Linked DNA regions of Homo sapiens: region 1 is linked to region 2. The links are chromatin contacts, found by Hi-C or POLR2A ChIA-PET in ENCODE. All regions are on one chromosome and are shown on one strand. Each heading gives the region's core, a stretch centred on a gene start or an enhancer-like site at or near the end of the contact. The rest is flanking DNA. Distances are from core to core; before and after follow the strand shown. Region 1 holds the start of OR10AD1 (olfactory receptor family 10 subfamily AD member 1). Region 2 holds the start of LINC02354 (long intergenic non-protein coding RNA 2354).

Evidence for each region. A loop is a pair of places that touch in the nucleus more often than their neighbours do. ChIA-PET counts read pairs that join two places held with the same protein, here RNA polymerase II (POLR2A). Pooled maps may share reads with other maps.
Region 1: POLR2A ChIA-PET joins it to region 2 with 18 read pairs in activated naive CD4-positive, alpha-beta T cell. The contact joins the promoter of OR10AD1 here to the promoter of LINC02354 in region 2. A Hi-C loop is called at or near these places in 1 of 168 maps with a recorded cell type or tissue (ascending aorta) and 5 of 50 pooled maps. POLR2A ChIA-PET finds 5 or more read pairs at or near these places in 4 of 52 experiments (A549, activated B cell and activated naive CD4-positive, alpha-beta T cell).

The regions. Positions count from the first base shown.
Region 1 is chr12:48,201,954-48,204,653 of GRCh38, forward strand. OR10AD1 (olfactory receptor family 10 subfamily AD member 1) reads right to left here and starts at 1,339. Exons shown (of 1, transcript NM_001004134.1): 1 at 386-1,339. The coding sequence starts at 1,339. The coding sequence ends at 386. The region is part of intron 1 of LOC102725258 (a long non-coding RNA gene); the gene reads left to right.
Region 2 is chr12:47,827,723-47,830,422 of GRCh38, forward strand. LINC02354 (long intergenic non-protein coding RNA 2354) reads left to right here and starts at 1,435. Exons shown (of 3, transcript XR_007063292.1): 1 at 1,435-1,808. RefSeq lists an enhancer at 394-573.

The DNA of each region.
Region 1 (2,700 bases), core at 89-2,588, 370 kb after region 2:
TATTTCTAAATGTATGTACGAAACTCAGGTTGGGGGACTAGCATGTAAAGGTATATACAAATAAAATGGAGTTAAGTGCACTTATTTATTGAATCCTGTTGTGAGAACTTAAGAGGAAAAGAAACTGAGGAAAAAAACTAAGGAAAATCCGAAATTCTCCCGAGGAAGGTCCAAGAAAAAACAATGTGGAAGTGAAGTCAGAGAGATAACATCAGGACATTGGACATCAGGAGGAACTTTCAGGTCTGATTCTAGTGCCAAGGAAGCCATGAACGCTCTTTCCTGGAGCCTTTCAGCATAGGAGAGTTACTCATCTGCCAGGGCTGGGGATGGGGTAACTCTCCCATTCCCCAGGTGAAGGAGCTTTCCTTTCAGGGCCTTCCTGCTAGACAGACTGTGGCTGGGCCAGCCTGGTTCTTCCAAGTGCCCTCACCATGGCCTCCTTAATTTCCTTGTTGCGGAAACTATAAATGATGGGGTTGCACATGGGGGTAATGATGGTGTACAGGAGGGAGAAAGGTTTGTCTTTGTCAGGCCCATGTGTGCTGTGGGGGTTCATGTAAGAGAACATAGCTGAAGTGTAGAGAAAGATGACCACAGTCAGGTGAGAGGCACAAGTAGAGAAAGTCTTCCCCCGACCTGAGGAGGAGGCTTTGCTGAGGATGGTGGCCAGGATGTGCACATAGGAAGTGACAGTGAGCACCATGGGGCTGAGAATTACCACGATGGCATCGGCAAAGATTGCCCACAGACTAAACTGAGGGTCCCCACAAGAGAGGCCAATCACTATGGGGGCCTCACAGAAGAAGCTTTCTATGTGGTTGTCTCTGCGGAAGGGCTCTCGGAATGAAATATACTCGAGAAAGATGCCATTGATCAGCCCAAAGAACCAGGCAGTTCCCACAAGCCTGACACAGACCTTCTGGCTTATGATCGGGACATAGTTAAGTGGGTAGCAGATAGCAACATAACGGTCATAGGCCATGAAAGCCAAGAGGATGCACTCGGCCACACCAACACAGAAGACAAAGTACATCTGGGTCATGCAACATACAAAGGAGACAATGTGGTCCCTGACCACGAGGTGGATCAACATCTGTGGGATGGTAGTGGTGATGAAGCAGACATCCAGGAGAGACAGATGGCCGAGGAAGAAGTACATGGGGCTGTTGAGCTTGGGGTCTGTCCAGGAGGTGATAAAGATGATGAGGCCATTCATGGCCATGGTGAGGCTGTAGAGGGCCAAGAAGAGGGCAAAGAGCAATGCTCGTGTGGAAGTGGAGCTCTGCTGAAAGCCCACGAGGATAAATTCCGTCACTATGCTGCCATTCCTTAGCATCTGGGGCCTGTTTGAGGAGGAAAGATGATGGGAAAAGCACAAGGGTATAGCTGTGGGGTAATAGAAGGTACCCACTTGGTCCCAGAAGCCCAATTATAAAACAGGATGGATGAATGGTGGTCAACCTTTTGGAACTTAGTAAACTAGTAATTTGGCAGTGTTACGGGGTGGTGAAAATGCCAGGGTCATCACAGGCTGCATACATAGAATCATAATATCAACAGATGAAGAAAGTGCTGGTTGTAATGTTCTTTACTCTGGTTTCATCAGGCATCAAGTGAAGTATTGCATCTGCTCCAGAGCCCTCAATATTGAAGGATTAGCCATTAACCAGGATGTATTCAGAGGTGAAAAAATAAGATAATTGGGTCTGGGACCATGCCAACTGAGGAAAAGTTTTAGGAATTGAAGAATGGAGTGTGTGAGGGAAAGGGCTGGTGGCTATCAGGTTATAGAAGATTGTATTTAGGAAGCACTTGAGATATTTGAAGGTGTATTTTTCTAGAAGCAAAAATGCTCAACCTCTGTGTACCTAATTTAAAATGATGAATGGGTTGAAGTTTCAGGGAAAATAAAAACATTCTAATCCTCACAATTGTCCCTCAGCTAACAGTGATTTGCACCTTTTTGGAGACAGTCATGTCAAGCTCTTCCCAGTCACCCACCTCTTCCCAGACTCACTCGCCCAGCAGTTGCTGCTGCTACCGCAGCCACCCATGCTGTGCATGCTGGAGCTGAGGGCTGGGTGGGGGCTCATGCATGCCTTCCTAATAGGAGATGGTTTTCCTCCTGGGGCTGGAATTTACGGTTACACACAATTGGGTGGAAAGGATCCAACCATCCCTGTGTGAAAAGGGAAGCTATGAGCAGGGCATATATCTAACCTTTCTAGAATGGACCTTCAGAGAACTTTCAACTGTCTCTTTGTCTCTGGCAACAAATCTTGTTCTTTTTCCATTTTCAAAGAATGAGCGGTCACAATTCTTATGCTCTTATCTCTCTATTGTAACTTTTAGGAAGTTGTTATGTTCATATTAAGTCTGTCTTATACTTTTCATGTTGTTTTGGAGCTAAGATGTATCAGATCCCTTCCACCTTCAGATGCTTATACTTTTTTTTTTTTTTTTAAGAATTTATAGAGACAGGTACTCACTATGTCACCTGTGCTGGTCTTGAACTTCTGGCTTTAAGTGATTCTCCTGCCTTGGCCTCCCAAAGTGCTGGGATTACAGATGTGAGCTACTGCACCCATCCTCATCTTCAGATGCTTATAGATGATAAGTATATTCCTGCTTAACTTTCAGTTCTGCCAACCATTTCTCTTTATTTTCTCCTCTCCTACTCTCTTTTCTACACACTCT
Region 2 (2,700 bases), core at 185-2,684:
TTTAGTAGAAACAGGGTTTCACCATGTTAGCCAGGCTGGTCTTGAAGTCCTGACCTCAGGTGATCCACCTGTCTCGGCCTCCCAAAGTGCTGGGATTACAGGTGTGAGCCACCATGCCTGGCCCCCTGCACTGAGCTTTTAAGAGATCATTTAGGCCTGCGTGGTGGCTCACACCTGTAAACCCAGCATTTTGGGAGGCTGAAGTGGGCAGATTACCTGAGGTCAGGAGTTCAAGACCAGCCCGGCCAACATGGCAAAACCCCGTCTCTACTAAAAACACAAAAATTAGCCAGGCGTGGTGGCAGGCACCTGTAATCTCAGCTACTCCGGAGGCTGAGGCAGGAGAATTGCTTGAATCCAGAAGGCAGAGTTTGCAGTGAGCTGAGATCGTGCTACTGCATTCCAGCCCGGGTGACAGAGTGAGACTCCACCTCAAAACGAAAGAAAGAAAAAAAGAGATCATTTAAAAGTACCCAGAAGAATGGACAGAGTGAGGAGGTGTTGTACTGTGGTTAAGAGCAAGGATTTGGTGTCGAGCTGCTTGGGCTGGAGCTTGTTGCTTCCCCACTGCTTGACCTTACGTATATTATTTAACCTTGAGGAGTCTTGGTTTCCCATCTGCAGATTAGGGTATGAAGTGCCTGCTATATTAGGGTTTTGCGAGGACCGATGAGATTGGGACATGAAGTACTTAACTACAGTGCCTGGCACACATTGGGCTGTTAGGGACAGAGCTCCAATGCTCACATCAGTAATAGAAGAGAGACAGTGTCCTGTCTCTTCTGTCTCCCTAAGCCTGTTTTCCTCTATAATTTGAGGTCTCAAAGTGAGCACTGAGCTGATTTATGCAAATGAATCCAGTAGGGCCTATCGCCCAAGCTGACCTTTCTAGGGTATACAGGGTAGCTTGGCCAGGCTACAGAAATGGGAAAATAGGTGCAACCTTCCTGATCCTCCTGAAATCCTCAAGTGTTGTCTTGAAGTTGAGGGGAACCAGGACCAGGCTGCGGGGAGTACCACAGGGACTGCAGAAAGGGCCTGGCCTCCCCTCCCGAAACACTGCACATCTGGAGTGATCTGCCCATCTGGCTGTATCCCTGGGGCAATGGCCACAGCTGCTATTTGAGGGAGGAGACATCCAGCTCCTTAGCCAGGGCCTGGGGCCGGGGGGTGGGGGGGTGGTGGGTAGTGGGGGCTATAAATAAGAGGACCAGGGGGGCAAGGTTGACCTTTTGGGGCGGGGGGCAGGAGCTGGTGACTTCCCCCTCTTTGCTTGAGTCCAGAGCCAGAGTTTTAGCAAAACAGGAAGAGGCAGCAGCAGCTTCTGGGAAAGTGGGAGTGGCTCCCCTTCCCCCACTTGCCTGGGGCCTTCGGATCCCAGCCAGGACCTGGGAGAGGTGGAGTCATCTAGGCAAGGAGAGGGAGGGGCAGACCCACGCAGACTGGGCCCCAGCTTCAGTGCCCTCAAATGGCGCAGCCGGGGCACAGGAAAAGGAGAATGAGACAGAGAAGGGCAGCCCAATGGAGTATATCTGCCACCCCTCGTCCCCTCCTGTTCCCTTCTATAGGCATTAGAAATGGAGCTCAAAATGTGCCTGTGACCCAGGTAGTGTACATGGAAGTTCGAGGTCAAGTTGAGCACACCTCCATCTCTCATCCCCTCCCAGCCTGTGGTGAGCTAAGCCTAAGACAGAGTGCGTGGGAGGGAGGGCTCTAGACAGGAGGAAGGACACCTCTGGGCTTCTGGAAAGAGATCCAGGACCTGGCCCAGGTGGAGTGATAGAAAAATCTTCCAATGAACTATCAAGGTGAGGGGATCCAAAGGTCTGGGTGGTCCTGGGTGAGTGTTTTTCCAGAATAATGGGGCATCTACAGGGACAAGCTCAGGAGAGCTAAGCCTCAGTCCAGAGACCCTCATGAAGTCAAAGACTGAAGGAATTATCCAGGAAATGTTGCCTGGCTTTGCTTCGCCTGAGTGAGGCTGGCCACTGAGAATCTGTCCTTCAGTGTCTGTCTGGAGACATCTGGTTGGAGCTCTGGCTGGCCCACACCTGTAGTAGGGCCTGCACCTGTGTCTGTCATGTACTGCCCTTGTCTCCCGAGCCTGGAGCCCCACACTTCACCTGCTGGGAGGGTCTAGATAAGCGCTGTCCAATAGAAACGGAATGTGAGCCACATATGTAACTTATTTTCTATTAGCCACATCAAAAAAAGGAAAAATAAACAGGTGAAATTCATTTTAGTAGTATATTTATGTAACCTAATATAGTAAATCTAAAACATTATTTTGGTATGCAATCAAAATAAAAAATTACTAATGAAATCTTTTACATTTTTTTTCCATACTAAGTGTTTGAAAGCCAGTGTATATTTTATACTAACAGCACATTTCAATTCTGACTGGCCACATTTCAAGTGCTTAGTAGCCACATGTGGCCACTGGCTACTGTATGGACAGCACAAGTTTAGACTTATAGCTTTACCTCTTCTTCATCCCTTCCAGTCTCTTATTGGGGAAGAGGCTCAAGAGGTGAAGGAAAAAGCTGGTGAGGCCAGTGTTAAGGGTTAATTTGCTCTAGGAGGGTGACCACTCCCTTTGGGTTTCAAGCATCTATCTCTAGACCTGGATCCGTTTTAGTGTCCAGGCAGGCAAGGAAATTGAGGCATAGAGCAGCATCTTCCCTGACAACTGGCCTTCTC